Regions from separate parts of the Homo sapiens genome. Here region 2 is linked to region 1. The links are chromatin loops, found by intact Hi-C in ENCODE. Cell type or tissue: IMR-90. All regions are shown on one strand.

Region 1 (8,000 bases):
TGGGTTCAAACTTCCTCCTTTAGCTCAGAGAAGTTTGACCATCTGAAGCCTTCTTCTCTCAACTTGTCAAAGTCATTCTCCGTCCTGCTTTGTTCCATTGCTGGTGAGGAGCTGCATTCCTTTGGAGGAGGAGACACACTCTGATTTTTAGAATTTTCAGTTTTTCTGCTCTGTTTTTTCCCATCTTTGCAGTTTTATCTACCTTTTGTCTTTGATCATGGTGACATACAGATGGGGTTTTGGTGTGGATGTCCTTTCTGTTTGTTAGTTTTCCTTCTAACAGTCAGGACCCTCAGCTGCAGGTCTGTTGGAGTTTGCTGGAGGTGCACTCCAGACCCTGTTTGCCTGGGTATCAGCAGCGGATGCTGCAGAACAGTGAATATTGGTGAACAGCAAATGTTGCTGCCTGATCGTTCCTCTAGAAGTTTTGTCTCAGAGGAGTACCCAGCCGTGTGGGGTGTCAGTCTGCTCCCACTGGGGGGTGCTTCCCAGTTAGGGTACTCGGGGGTCAGTGACCCACTTGAGGAGGCAGTCTGTCTGATCTCAGATCTCCAGCTGCGTGCTGGGAGAACCACTACTCTCTTCAAAGCTGTCAGACAGGGACATTTAAGTCTGCAGAGGTTTCTGCTGCCTTTTGTTTGGCTATGCCCCGTCCCCAGAGGTGGAGTCTACAGAGGCAGGCAGGCCTCCTTGAGCTGAGGTGGGATCCACCCAGTTCGAGCTTCCTGGCTGCTTTGTTTACCTATTCAAGCCTCAGCAATGGTGGGCACCCCTCCCCCAGCCTTGCTGCCACCTTGCAGTTTGATTCCAGACTGCTGTGCTAGCAATGAGTGAGGCTCTGTGGGCGTAGGACCCTCCGAGCCAGACTCGGGATCTAATCTCCTGGTGTGCCGTCTGCTAAGACTGTCGGAAAAGCGCAGTATTAGGGTGGGAGTGACCCAATTTTCCAGGTGCCGTCCGTCACCCCTTTCTTTGGCCAGGAAAAGGAATTCCCTGACCCCTTGCACTTCCTGGGTGAAGCAATGCCTCGCCCTGCTTCAGCTCATGCTTGGTGCGCTGCACCCACTGTCCTGCACCCACTGTCTGACAATCCCCCATGAGATGAACCTGGTACCTCAGTTGGAAATGCAGAAATCATTCGTCTTCTGCATCGCTCACGCTGGGATCTGTAGACTGGAGCTGTTCCCAATCGGCCATCTTGGCTATACTCCCTATTTTCTTTTTTTTAAATCTTATTTTAGGTTCAGGGATACATATGCTGACTTGTTATATAGATAAACTCCTGTCACGGGGGTTTGTTGTACAGATTATTTCATCACCCAGATACTAAACCTAGTACCCAATATAGTTATTTTTGCTGCTTCTCTCCTCCCACCCTCCACCCTCGAGTAGGCCCCAGTGTCTGTTGTTCCCTTCTTTATATGAGTTCTCATTATTTAGCTCCCACTTACAAGTGAGAACATGCAGTATTTGTTTTTCTGTTGCTGTGTTAGTTTGCTAATGCAGGAACAGAAAACAGATGGAGCTGGAGGATGGAGCCTCCAGCTCCATCCATGTTCCCTCAAAATTCGTAATCTCATTCTTTTTTATGGTTGCATAGCCACATTTTTATTTTCTAACATACATTAGCTGCTTTTCATTCCAGTCAACTTCATGGAAAAGTTTAAAATTCTAAATCAGTATATCTAACAACTCAATAACAGTAATGATACCTGTGGCTGTAAAAGTAAGCCCTCTTCTAACTCCAAGTGATTTCATGATGAAATAGGTATCTAGTCAAGCACACACAAAAAATGTACCCTAGCTGTAAACTAATTATACATTATCAGTCATAAAATTATTATATTATTAACCTATCTTTAGAAAAATAAAGTGTTGATAAAAGTGAATTGTTCTGCATGTAACCCAAGAACCCTGGGAATCTAGGACAGAGACAAGATTTACGAAACATATTCAGCAAGTCTTGAAATGCTTTCTGCTGTGCAGCAGGATGTTTCATGTAGTTGGTGCCTGGGTGAAACATCTTTGCAGGATACCCACCTCTTTCTCCAAGGCCACACTTCGCAAATTCTGTGGAGAATAAGGTATAATGTACTGTTTTGACTCTAACCAGACATTTAATCTTAGATAAGACTTAACCAACTGGTTTCTTTTATTGTAAAATGAGAGAGTTGGGTTAGATTACTGTTTTTCAAACTTTAACCAGCCTCAGAATCACATGGAGGGGTGGCCCCACTCTCACTTTATAGTAGTATAGTAGGCCCTGAGAATTTGCAGCCCCCCAACAAGAAAGAATTATTGAACCCAAAATATCAATAGTGCCAAGGATAAGACGCTCTGGCCTAAAGGTATTCTGAGTTGCTGTTATTCTACTTTAAAGGGCCAGTAAGTGCCTAACCAAGCATGCCATGAAAGCAGAGTTATTTCCCCCACCTTTTTTTTTTTTTTTTTAAATTTAACCTACCTAGGGCAGTATTAGTTTGGTACCAAAGCCAAAGATTCCAGATGGCTGTTCATTATGATGCTGGGCTCCTCTGTGGACAGGTCTCCATTTTCCTCAACCATATCATTGTGGAATTCTGTTGCCTCATGACCTGAAAAAACACTGGGATTTGTACATACAGTGGACCCTTTGGGTTGAAAGACACTCATTACGGCTTGAATATTAGTCTCTTCAGGCCCCAAGCCAATAAAACATTCATATTTTCATTGGGAATCTAGCCTCTCCTATAATTTACATGCAATCTTCCCTCTTTCTCTTTGTGATTGTTCTCATTGATAAGGACCAGCTTTGATATAATTTTCAGTTTGAACGTTCTTCCCCCTAAAGGAAGCTGGAATACATTCCATGGTATTAGGTTCCACCATAGCAACGGAAGGCTTTTTATTGCATGCATGAATATTCAGGATTTAATCAGTGGCATGTGAAATGTATTGATACTACTGAGAATTATTTTATGCTAATAGAAAAAGCAAACGACAGTCTTTTATTTGTAAACATAACACTGAAAGAACACTTGAACTTTTCTGGAAAGCAAATCTTTAGTCATTTGTTGAAGCTATATGCCTTTCCCATCCTTTAGGTGGCAGTAACTGCAGATGGCCCATAATAAAATGAACTTTTTAAGTGAAATATTTTAAACATTTAATACATTTATATTTTTAAAAATGATTTCATGATGTTAATAAGATGGTGGCATTGCTACTTCATAATTTCAAATTCTCTAATTAAAAAGTCTAGCTACCTGACACTGGGAGGTGTGTAAATGCAGGCTTTAACATAATACTTTTTATCATCCAACAGTGATTTTAACCTCTTTTTGTTTACCATTCCCTTTACTATGTGATGAAATACAGACTCTTTCCCCAGAAGAGCACATGTTTGCATAGACATAATAGCACTCTTCCATAGAATCCCTAGAGGATCAGGCTACCAGTTTAGGGGGCCTTGCCTTAAAGCAACATGAGAGGAGTGTCTCAGAAGCCTGAATCTGATCTTTTAAGCACTAGAGTGTCCTGCTCTTAGAGTTGCCCAGGGGAGGTAGAGGGGATGGAAGCACTCTTTACCTTTAATAAATAAGCATATGCCTTCTTCTACAATTATGATTTCAGTATGATTAAATAGTTGCATAGAACTATACTTCTCAAGACTCCTTTGACGGAAAGTCATAGAAACTCAAAGTAACTTATGTAAAAAAGAGGATTTATAGTCCCATAACCTGGATACTGCATCTAGGAACTCAACAGTGTCATCAAGACAGTAATGCCCTCCCTCAATCACTGACATGTTCTCTCTCTCTTTCTCTCTGTCCCCCTTCTGTGTCTATCAGCAATTCTAGGATGTACATTCTTAACAGAAGAAGAGCTTCTTTTTCTGAAGAGTTATATCAAAAGTCCCAGGTGACCACTTATGTTTAGTTTTATCAGTATTTATCAGTTCCATGCATATTTTTGTTTTTATGGCTACTACACACACACACACACACACATACAATCTTTAAACAAGATAAAGTAGGCTTTTCATATTTTATATGACACATTGTACATTATACTTAATAAACATGTATGTAATTATTATATAACTATTTTACATTAGTTACATTCATATAATGTATAGGTATATTATATATATACAAAATTATATATATAATGTGCATGTACTTATGAAACTTGCTTTTTATGTGGAATATATTGTTTTTAGATATATTCATCTCGAATCCATGTAATGCTAGTTCATTCTACCACAGTAAATAACTTTTGAAATTTGTTTATAAAAGACATTGTGCCTTCCATCTTTGTTGCATTCTCTCTCTAGCTCTTTCTCTCTCTCTGTCTCTCTGGGATCACTCATTCTGGGGAAAGCCAGCTGTCGTGTTGTGAGCAGCCCTGTGGAGAGGTCCCTGTGGTAAGGAACTGAAACCTGTCAACAGCCACATGAGAGAACTTGGAGGCAGCTCATGTAGTTTAGTCAAGCTGTCTGATGGCTGCAGCCCGACCTAATTGCAGCCTCCTGGGAGACCTTGAGCTGCAAGCTCCCAGCTGAGCTGCTCACAAATTCCTGACCCTCAGACACTGTGTAAATGTTTAAGTTGCTAATTTGGGGGATAATTTTTACACAGACAAACATAACTAACACAATATTGAAGCAAATCTAAGAATTTATCAATATATCAGGTTTTGGTGGGGATACAGACATGAAATTTTTTCTCAGTAGAAATAGTTTTCCCTGGTTCTTGCCACTAGAGGGCAAATGGTCACAAATAATGGCTTTTTCTATTTCCATACAACTCAGATGTCCGATGCAAACATTCTTAGAGACCATCTGCTCTGTTGCCTTACAGATGAGTATACAAATGCCCACAGACATTAACTTACTTGTTCAAGTTCACACAGGCTAGATCTTAACGTAAAAACTCAGCTGCAGTTAATAACATACAAACCAGCTATTTTTAAATTTTTTTAAATTTTTGTGATATACACCTGTACACCATACATCTATGTATATATATATATACACCTATGTGTATACATCTATACATAGGTTTATATATTTATGGGGTACATGAGATGTTTTGATACAGGCATGCAATATGAAATAAGCACATCATGGAGAATGGGGTATCCATTCCCTCAGGCATTTATCCTTTGAGTTCCAAACAATCCAATTACACTATTTAAGTTGTTTTAAAATGTACAGTTAAGTTATTATTGACTATAGTCACCCTATTGTGCCAATCAGTTAACTATTAATTAATGCTGCTATTTCTGAAAGTCACTAGGTACAAATAAAGAAGGCTTTATCTTTTTTATTTCAACTAGCATGTTAAAATTCCTAAGATCACAAAATTTATGATAACAACCATTGCCATTTATTGGGTACCTATTATGAACAACTTATTATACACATGTGCTACATGTCTTTTCATTTAATCTATCTAATGAAGCTTTGAAACTTACGCCTATCAATGCATGAGGGTCAGTGTCTTGTCCAAGGACACGTAGCTAGAAAGAAGGAAAACAAATTTGATTCTGATAGACGTTAAATCTCTTTGCAATATTTTTCTTAGGGCACAGCTCATAGCCTCTGATTATACCAGAAGTTTGTTGCTTCTGGAAACTTTTAGTATGTTGAGACATTTAAATGATTGCCATATAACATTGGAACAGAAAAGAAAAAAATTGATGACTCTCCTTCCCTTTTTCCCAGAAAAATTCTCTCTCTCTCTCTCTCTCTCTCACACACACACACACACACACACATATTGCCTCTTTCCTTCATTCTAGCAGACCAGCTTTGTGATACTGGTTAACCTTCCTAGAGCTTCATTTTGTTGCACCTTCTTCATTTCTAAAATAAGAATACACCTACCTCTTTTAAGCTCTCAGCAGGGATGCTGTGATGATTAATGAAAAAGTCTTCATGAATCTCATTTGATTTTGCAGAAGACAGAAGTTTAATAAAGCTGAAGAATCATTATAATGGTAATTAGTCATATTTTAGGACAGATGGGCAAGTGTCTGGCAGTGGTGGCTTAGCTGGAGCTGTTGCCACACCAAAGCAATAAAATAATGTCAATATGTCAGCCACATCAAGTCAGACGCAAAGAGGGTGCAATAGCAGCCTACTTCACACACTGCTTTGTTCATCATCTCTGCTTGGCACAGACTGGGACAGAGTTACAGCATTTCTAAGACAGACAGGCAGGCAGTTCGAGAAGAGCCACCTCATTATTGTGGCATATAATCTCCAAAGATAGCCACCACTGATAGCTTCCTTCCTTGTTGATATGCATGTTACTCCTCACACTAAGAGAGTGAGGAGCCCCTTGAATCTGGCCTGGCCCTGTGACTTGTTTAGATCGAGAGAATACTGTGGCTATGACTCTGCTAATTCTAGGTCCAGCCTTTAGAAAGACTGGCAGCTTCTGCTTCCTCTATCTTGGAAGAATGATGCAGGATAAGAAGTTCAAATACCCTGAGCCCATCTCACTATGAGAAAGCCCAAGCTAGCCATGTGGAAAGAGGGACAGAAACAGGCCTGACCAGCTCTCGGATATTCCAGTCATCCCAACTGAGGTTCTGAATGTGAGTGAAGAAGCAATCTTAGACATTTCAGCTTCAGTAGATACCATGTGGAGCAAAAGAACTGTTCAGTCCAGATTGTTTTTAAGCCATTGTGTGCTGGCATGTTTCTTATATAGCAATAGATATTTGAGACACCTATCAACATTTAAAATAGGGTCATATATCTCTTGATATTCTCTCTTTGCTAAATGAAGTAGAGGATTTCTTCAGAGAAATGAAATAAGGGAAAAACAGTAAGAGTTTGATACAATTGAGAGGATAGTTGCCTTTTAGAGGATACAAATTTTAGTTTTATAAAAGTCTGATTAAGATAGAGCAGTTATCTTTTCTTTGTTCACTCAGGCATTCATGCTCAAATATTTGTTGAATAAATATATTGCTTACTATACATCAGACATATGGATTATACACACACAGTCTCCAACTTACGATGGTTGGACTTACATCATAACCTTCATAAATTGGAGAGCCATCATGTTTTTCACTTTCAGTACAGTATTCAATAAATTGCATGAGATATCAAACACTTTATTATAACATAGGCTTTGTGTTAGATGATTTTTCCCAGCTGCAGGCTAATATCAGTGTCTGAGCACATTTAAGATAGGCTAGGCTAAGTTCTGATGTTCTATAGGTTAGGTATATTAAGTACATTTTCAATTTAGATTATATTTTCTAACTTATGATGGGTTTATCAGGACACAACCCCATCATAAGTTAAGGAACATCTGTAGGGCTAAGTGAGATGGATAATGTCCCTGATCTCATAGTGCTTATATCCTAATTGGGGAAGACGAATAACAACCAAAGCAAAAAGATAATTTCAGTTGGTGATAATGCAATTAATCTGGGGAAGGGTAATGTGATAGCATTATCAGAGTCTTTCTAAGGGTTCCCCACAATGCATTAGCAATAAACTAACAAACAGAAAAAAATAAAGAAAATGTTCATCCCGAGATTGTAATACAGTTTAATTATCTGTAACCTAATTAGCAGTTTCTGGGTATGAGTAAACACAATTCATGGTGTGGGCAGGGCTTTCCCATTTTGTGCTTTGAGTCTTAGCTTTGTTAACACTGAAACTGATCTGGTGGGGTAGATTTTTTTCCCCTACCTTATTAGCTTTTTAGGGAAGTAAAAATGGAATGTGCTAGCATTGGTGGTACAGGTACTTTGCTGGTCCACATGCAGTCTATTAACACCATTCCTAAGACACAGCCATTGATGTACTCAAAGAAAATGAGTTTGATGGGCACCTTGGTTGATTCAATGCCTTCACTATTGTGAATAGCACTCTGATGAACATATGAGTGCATATGTCTTTTTGGTAGAACAATTTATTTTCCTTTGACTAATGGAATTGCTGGCTCAAATGGCAGTTCTAAGTTCTTTGAGAAATCTCTGAACTGCTTTCC
Region 2 (8,000 bases), 230 kb after region 1:
CTCATTGCTGGGTGCAGGCCAAACTAACTTTGGGAAAGAACTCAGTTCATGTTTTGACTCTAAAACAAAATTGATAACAGCCGTTTCCGAAAAGACCCCCTTCTTGCCTGATGTCCAGTCTTTGCAGGACTAACAAATTAGCTACAAGATTAGAAATGACAATTTAGGGGTCATGCAGCCTCTGGCTCCAAGAGTCTAAACCTCCCCAAATTGCTTCTGGGAATAACATCACTATTGTAAAGCTTAAGATCAGTGCTTGAGATATTTTGCAGACCCTGCACTTGACGGATCAGCTGACACCATCCAGACTGGTAATCTGGCCCAACCCGTTCTGCCATCCTACCCAGGAACAGAAGACGTTAAGAAAAACTCACTTCAACCCCCTTTGATTCCATTTCCAACCTGACCAATCAGCACTCCCCACTTTCCAAGCCCCTACCCGCCAAATTATCTTTTAAAACTCTGATCTCCGAGATCTAATTAAACTAAAGAGCTTCTGCACAGCAAAAGAAACTACCATCAGAGTGAACAGGAAACCTACAGAATGGGAGAAAATTTTTACAATCTACCCATCTGACAAAGGGCTAATATCCAGAATCTACAAAGAACTTAAACAAATTCACAAGAAAAAATCAAACAACCCCATCAAAAAGTGGCTGAAGTATATGAACAGACACTTCTCAAAAGAAGACATTTATGCAGCCAACAGACACATGAAAAAATGCTCATCATCACTGGCCATCAGAGAAGTGCAAATCAAAACCACAATGAGATACCATCTCACACCAGTTAGAATGGTGATCACTAAAAAGTCAGGAAACAACAGGTGCTGGAGAGGATGTGGAGAAATAGGAACACTTTTACACTGTTGGTGGGACTGTAAACTAGTTCAACCATTGTGGAAGACACTGTGGCGATTCCTCAAGGATCTAGAACTAGAAATACCATTTGACCCAGCCATCCCATTACTGGGTATATACCCAAAGGATTATACATCATGCTGCTATAAAGACACATGCACACGTATGTTATTGTGGCACTATTCACAATAACAAAGACTTAGAATCAACCCAAATGTCCATCAATGATAGACTGGATTAAGAAAATGTGGCACATATACACCATGGAATACTATGCAGCCATAAAAAAGGATGAGTTCATGTCCTTTGCAGGGACATGGATAAAGCTGGAAACCATCATTCTGAGCAAACTATCGCAAGGACAGAAAACCAAACACCACATGTTCTCACTCATAGGTGGGAACTGAACAATGAGAACACGTGGACACAGGGTGGGGAACATCACACACCAGGGCCTGTCATGGGGTTGGGGGAAGGTGGAGTGTTAGCATTAGGAGATATACCTAATGTAAATGATGAGTTACTGGGTGCAGCACACCAACATGGCACATGTATACATGTGTAACAAACCTGCACGTTGTGCACATGTACCCTAGAACTTAAAGTATAATAAAAAATAAAATAAAATAAAAATAAAACTCTGATCCCCAAATGCTTGGGGAGACTGATTTGAGTAACAATAAAACTCTGGTCTCCGGCACAGCTGGCTCTGCGTGAATTACTCTTTCTCCATTGCAATTCCCCTGTCTTGATAAATTGGCTCTGTCTAGGCAGAGGGAAAAGTGAACCCATTGGACGGTTACATCATTAATTTTTTTTTTTTTTTTTTTAGCCATTGATAGATGTACTGTATGGTTTTAATTTAATTTAAATTTTAAATTCACTATGGTTTTAATTTGCATGTTCCTAACGGCTGACGATGTAGAACATCTTTTCATGTGCTTATTTGCCTTCTGTATATCTTTTCAGTGAAATGTTTCATGTCTATTATCTATTTCCTAATTGGATTGTTTACTTTGTTTACTGTTACATTGTGAGAATTTTAAGATTTCATTTTTATTCTTTGTCTGTCCTGGTTTTATTTATGATACGTCTGAGACAACATGGTATAGGTTGAAGAAAGTAAGTTTTATCGTGGGACAAACTATGAATCCCAGCTCTTCTCAGCTTCAGAACATTCACCCGTAAATTGGAGATGATAATGCTGTATTGTAGGGTGGCGATAAAAGGCAGTGTATATACAAACCACCTAACCTAGTATCTAATATATACAATGTAGATACTCAATACATGTAGCTACTATTTTATTATTTATTGATCAGATCAAACATTCTGTAGCTTATTTCTTTTTCCACTACCATTCTCTCAAGTCTTATGGTCCTGTCTTCCTTCCTTTTATACTGCCAACATTACAATAGTCAATACCTTCTAAAAGTACTTGCCGAGTTGCATACAGATCCTTCTACCTAAAGAACATCTCAAATGTGCATGTTCAGCTAATAACACTCCATTAATAATTATAAAAACATATCTAAAATACAACTCCTTAAAAACAATATTAGGGTACTGGGTTTACTACCTGGGTGATGTAATAATATGTACAACAAACTCCCATGACACATGTTTATCTATGTAACAACAAACCTTCACATGTACCCCCAAACCTAAAATAAAAATTAAAACAAATAATAAATTTTAAATTATGAGTATTGACAATACATGTGCTTATTTGGGAGTATTTCCCGAAATTTATCAGAAAACAAAGGAAGATAAAGGAAGAAGAATCCAGATCTTGTTAAACCATGTAGCTTACATGGTTTTTCATAAGCTGTAATTTTATCTTACATAGTTTCATTTAGAGGGCATTAAATGTACACTGCGTGGCTGGGCCTGTGTTGGATAATTTACGGACATTTTAAACAAAAAGAAAGCATGACTCCTCCTTCTGGGAAGTAGGACTTCATTTTCTATTTCCAGTTGGAAACTTTGAAAAGTTGAATTTTATTTCAATAGGACAGCATTTACTGAGATATTTAGGTAGGAAGCAAGATCTTAGCCAAGAACTGCTAGTTAATCTTCAGCAGCTTATACATAAAAAGATATTACTGGAAACACTTTCAGATTTGTTTATCCTCAAATAATGTGATCTATTTTCATTTTGGGAAAAAAAAATAAAGAATTCCACAGAAAGAAATGCTTGCATGACTTTCTGAGTCACACTGTGTAGATTTTTTCCAGTAAGCTACATTATGCTGGATGCTGTTCAAAAGGGAAAATGTCAAACACACTGGGGTTCAGTCTGGCCAGTGGGTGGGTTTACTCAAGCACAGAAATCAAATATAGGCGTTCAAGCCAATACCTCAGAAACGACAGAATGAATTACCAATCAGAGCTGGAATTTTAGAAGTTATTTTTCAGCTGAATCCCACAAATACAATATAAATGAACAATCCTTGTGAGCATTACAATGGCATTTATCGTTTTTTTTCTTAGAATCCTAAAGTTGAAAAAAACTAGACATTATAAAATTTAACCTTTCTTTTATACCATATCTCTGACACATCTCTGATAGATTTTCCTACTTCTGCTTGAAAACTTCTGAAAACGGAGAGCTCACTACTTTGCAGCACAGTCCCTTCCTTTGTCAGATCAATGAAAGGCAAGGAAAAGAACCTGGAATGATATAAGCCAAGATAATAACAGTGGTTACCTAAGGGTGGGCAAAAAGATGCATTTCTTGTTGTTGTTCTTTTGCTTGTATTTTCTAGCTTTTCTATAATGGGTTTCTGTTTTTATAATAAGTAAAAGATAAGTACTCTTCAAAACCATGAAGAATTCCAATATTAACACTGGTGTTGTCCCAACTTTTCACTCGAAAAATTAAGTCAGAGTAAGATTCAATGGCTAAAAATTAGATACAAAAATTACCAATGTTCCAAAAATCTATGACTGGGAAATATCTATTTCAACTGCATCAATATGTCAACCAAGGTTATGTTGATCAAATTGTTTCCAGCTAAATTGCTCTGGTCAAATAGTAAGATAGTTAATAATTCTTAGACTATGTACCCTCTGCTTCTATCAAAACATTCTAAGGATGCCAAACATTTTAGAAACAGTATCATTCCATGAACTCTAATCAAGTTATTATTGATCTACACCACCAAATTTACTGTGTTCTATAATTATCTAAATGGTGGTTTTATTATTATTATTATTATGGAACTTAACATTTAACCCTTGTTAAATTGATTATATCACCTTTGTTCTTTCCTTCTTACAAGGTGCTAAGTGGATCGCTTAAGAGGTTATGGGGGAAAAATTTGTTCCCAGATGAGAAAGATCATGTTCTGCAGAATTACTCATGCATCTTCATGACTGTTCCTGCTTCCCCGCCTCCCAGGTCCTTGGCCTTCCCTCCTTGCTCCCAGCATATTATTAGCCAGCTCCTAGTACATAATATGCTTTCAAACAAATCATATGTATTGAGCATCTACTGTGTATCTAACACTTCCACATAGGAAGCGTTATTCCTCAACAGCCCTCCTTATTTCTCAACAGCCCAGTTGATAGGTATCTACAGGTGCAGAAACAAGGGGTAATTGATTAAGTAATTTCTTGAAGTTCCACAGTTATTCATTGACGAGAGTATGATATGAACCTATATCTGAATGGTTTTATTGCTAATGCTGCCTCTGGGTATTTTTTGGCCTTGGCTTCTTGCCTTTAACCTTGCCCTGCAAAATCTCAGGTAGACTCTGTCACCTCCTCTCTGATTTCCAACACTAACCTAAACATCCTAGGTTTTTTCCTGTGCATTATCCATAACCATATTGGATGAGGTGCTTCCTGACTATTTAGAATTTGGGTATCCAACGTACAAGCGTTATTTTCAAGATCTATAAGAGTTTATATTTGCTCACCTAGATTTTCTTCTAAGGCATTGATAAGATTTGTGAAATACCAAAAAGAGAACCTTTCCAGAGTGCTATCATTTTACATTTTAGAATGTAAAAATGTTGAAGATGAAATAGATGAAATGGTAAACATAATTTGAGTATATATTAGACAACCTACAATTCACCTTCTTGTCCATGAACATATTTTAACAAATTGTCAAATACCTTGGTGACATCAAAGCCTACAACATATCCCTGATCTATCGTTTTAGAAAAATTATGAAACAGTAAATCCAATACATACTGGACTATACTGGTTCATGTACTTGAACAGTTCAAAGATAGGACTGGGTTGATGCAGATGCTAAAGTAATGTCACCCAGACCTAGTCTCTCTTCTTGGTTCAGTGCTCCTCCATTTTGACCTCCATCTTAGGGTTTACATAATACATGATATATGCTGGCAGCTCCCAGCCTACACCCTCCCAGGCCCACTACATACAAATCACTTTCATTGTTTGAGGAGTTACAAGAGGCATACAACTAAGTAAGACAGCCTTTCACCACAAAAGGCAGTATAGTCTAATAGAGAAAGCATGTGCTTTGGTGGAAAATAGATCTGGATTTGAATCTAAGACTTGTCCTTGAGCAACTTATTCAAACTTGGTGTCTTAAATTATAAAATGGAGATTCTATGTAGTTCATAGAGTTGATGTGAAATCCTAAAATTTGAATGAAATAATGTAAATTAAGTGCCTAGCATAATGCCAGGAACATTGCAGCTGCACAACCTATCAGCAAAAGTAAGTATACCAATATAATAATGCTAGTAGTGATATATGTTCTGTAATATTGATGTAAATTAATATACTAGGGTTTCAGAAGGTTCATATCTGATTGGGGTGATGGGGCTAGAAAATATTTCATGGAAGAAATGGTATTTAATGTGGGTCTTGGAAGGATGAATGAGGGCCAGGCCCGGTGGCTCATGCCTGCAATACCAGCATTTTGGGAGGCCGAGGAGGGCAGATCATGAGGTCAGGAGGTCAAGGCCAGCCTGACCAACGTGGTGAAACCCCGTCTCTACTAAAGATACAAAAATTATCCAGGTGTGGTGGTGAGCACTTGTAATCCCAGCTACTCAGAAGGCTGAGGCGGGAGAATCACTTGAACCCAGGAGGTGGAGTGCGGTGAGCTGAGATCACGCCACTGCACTCCAGCCCGGGCAACAGAGTGAGACTCTGTGTCAAAAAAAAAAAAAAAATAGCCATGAAGCTTTCATGTCTAAAGAAAAGGAGATTATTTTCTTAATTTTAATATTTCTTAGATTTAAAATGTGAAAATGTTGAAGATGAAATAGATGAAATGGTAAACTAATGAATCTCGTAATAAATCTCACACAGATTTATGAAATGTTTTCTCAGTGAATAAAAAGACAAATGAACTGTGATCAAATGATTCAAGGACAGTCATGAGATGTAGAGAACATGTTATTTTCTTTCTTAGACATACCATCATCCATAGCTCAGGCAGGATGTTCATCTCACACTTCAGCCCTTTGAGGTGTAAGCCAAGCTACAGATGCAGTGACAATAGAAATGCTATAAAATCAGGGATGCCACAGTCCAATTTGGTGCAGTAAGAACACAAAGGAACAAAGTATCAGAAAAGATGAAGCACATGTTCTCAGTATGTTTAGTTGCAAAGATAAAGTTCACAAGGAAGAAAAAAAGTTTTAAGTCTAAAAACCTTTTTTTTCTGAGTGTGTTTTGCTTTTGGGACCAAGTTGCAGGTTAATTTGGGTGGCTAAATAAATCAATAAGTTATTATTCTGATGTGGATATAGTACTTTGCCTTTAAAGAAAAGTTTCTCTCTTACATATTATCTTGTTTTATCTAGTTAAGGAGAGGAAAGGATGGAAGACAGAGGGGAGAAAAAAAGGTCAGACATATAATCAAAGCATCCTAATAAAAATTGGTTGGTATGGAGCTAAAGGGAAGCTATGGATTCCAATCAATTTGTACCTCAATGAAATGTGTGTGCTTTAAACACTGTGGTTTAAACCTTGTGGTTTGCAGACACACTGAATTTCACAGATGTGTAATCAAGGAAGTCACCATCACACAAAGTTCTTGTGAAGTAGCTTTCTGAAGTAATTCACTCAAATTCTCCTGATGGTGAATGTGGGGAACATCAACCCATTTGTTTGGGAGAGAGGGAGTTCCCTGACTCTTACTTCCAGGAAGGAGGCCATCTTTATGCACAATCTGTTGGCCCCACTTAATTTCTTCAGTTTATTTCCCCTGGCTCAGAATCCTGAAAAAAGTCTAAACGTGAAAATGCTGCACCTGAGAGGGTTTATATCTCTCAGTGCGGTAGAGGCAATGTCAAAACTATAAACTACCTGATACCTGAAATAGGCTGATAGCTTTTAAAAGTCACAATCCAAACAGAGCCCTCTGTTTACATTTCCTTATGTGAGTGAAATACCAAAGCAAACCAGATGTCTTTTGATGGGCTCTGGATTTTTACACACACACACACACACACACACACACACACACACACTACATCCTGTCTCACACCTGAAATCTTTATCCATCCTCCCAACTCCATCCTTACCATCATGGCCATTCATGGCAACACACATGTCTGTTCTGTGCGAGTTCTAAGGGAAAGTAAATATGAAGTATAGAGGCGTAGACACGTATTTGCCACTCCTTTATTTAACAAGTAATTGGTAAGTGCTTACTATGCCCCAGTCACCATATAATCAGTAGGCACTATATGGCCAGTTGTTTTATGGGTTACCCATATTCTAGTAACTTGGAAATCCTGCAATAAAGAAAAATTATCAGAACAAAACTGGAAATAAGATACCACTTCTTCTATTTACAGATAAGGAAATTAAGACTCAGAGATATCAAATAGATTGGCTGAGGGCAAGTGCCTTGTAAATTGTAGAAGTGGGCTTTGAACCAGGTGTTCCTGATTCCAAACTCCATGCTCCACACCACTCGGACTCTTCAATAACTTTTTATGTGTCTATTGATGTGAACCAGTATTTACTCTGATGCTTAAAAAAGAATTCTGTTTAGAGGAATGTAAACCAAATAAACAACTCAATCCAGAAAAAGAGTAGGAAATAGGCAAGCAAAGCACAAAAGTCCCAATTACTCAACTAAGCAAGCCATCTTAATAGAACCTGTAATTCATCTCACTTTCTCTGAGAAGCAACGAG

Evidence for each region. Hi-C counts contacts between places; a loop is a spot of excess contacts. Peaks named below come from ENCODE experiments on the same cell type or tissue, not always from the same donor. Only the 100,000 strongest peaks of a DNase experiment are listed, where the experiment ranks them.
Region 2: it touches region 1 in a loop (4-fold over the local background); 2 of 110 quality-filtered maps call a loop at or near these places.

The regions. Positions count from the first base shown.
Region 1 is chr12:75,522,371-75,530,370 of GRCh38, forward strand. It overlaps LOC105369844 (a long non-coding RNA gene), which reads right to left. Exons shown (of 16, transcript XR_007063375.1): 15 at 2,465-2,594; 16 at 1,891-2,070. Among named protein-coding and RNA genes, the nearest start is that of KRR1, 15 kb to the left of the region's middle. RefSeq lists enhancers at 352-852, 853-1,353. In IMR-90, CTCF peaks have their summits at 3,080 (motif pointing right) and 4,751 (motif pointing right); a DNase peak (open chromatin) is centred at 4,801; H3K27ac peaks cover 1,577 bases.
Region 2 is chr12:75,748,049-75,756,048 of GRCh38, forward strand. The region is part of intron 1 of LOC105369844 (a long non-coding RNA gene); the gene reads right to left. Among named protein-coding and RNA genes, the nearest start is that of KRR1, 240 kb to the left of the region's middle. In IMR-90, no CTCF peak of the experiment used is centred here; a DNase peak (open chromatin) is centred at 3,093; H3K27ac peaks cover 3,494 bases.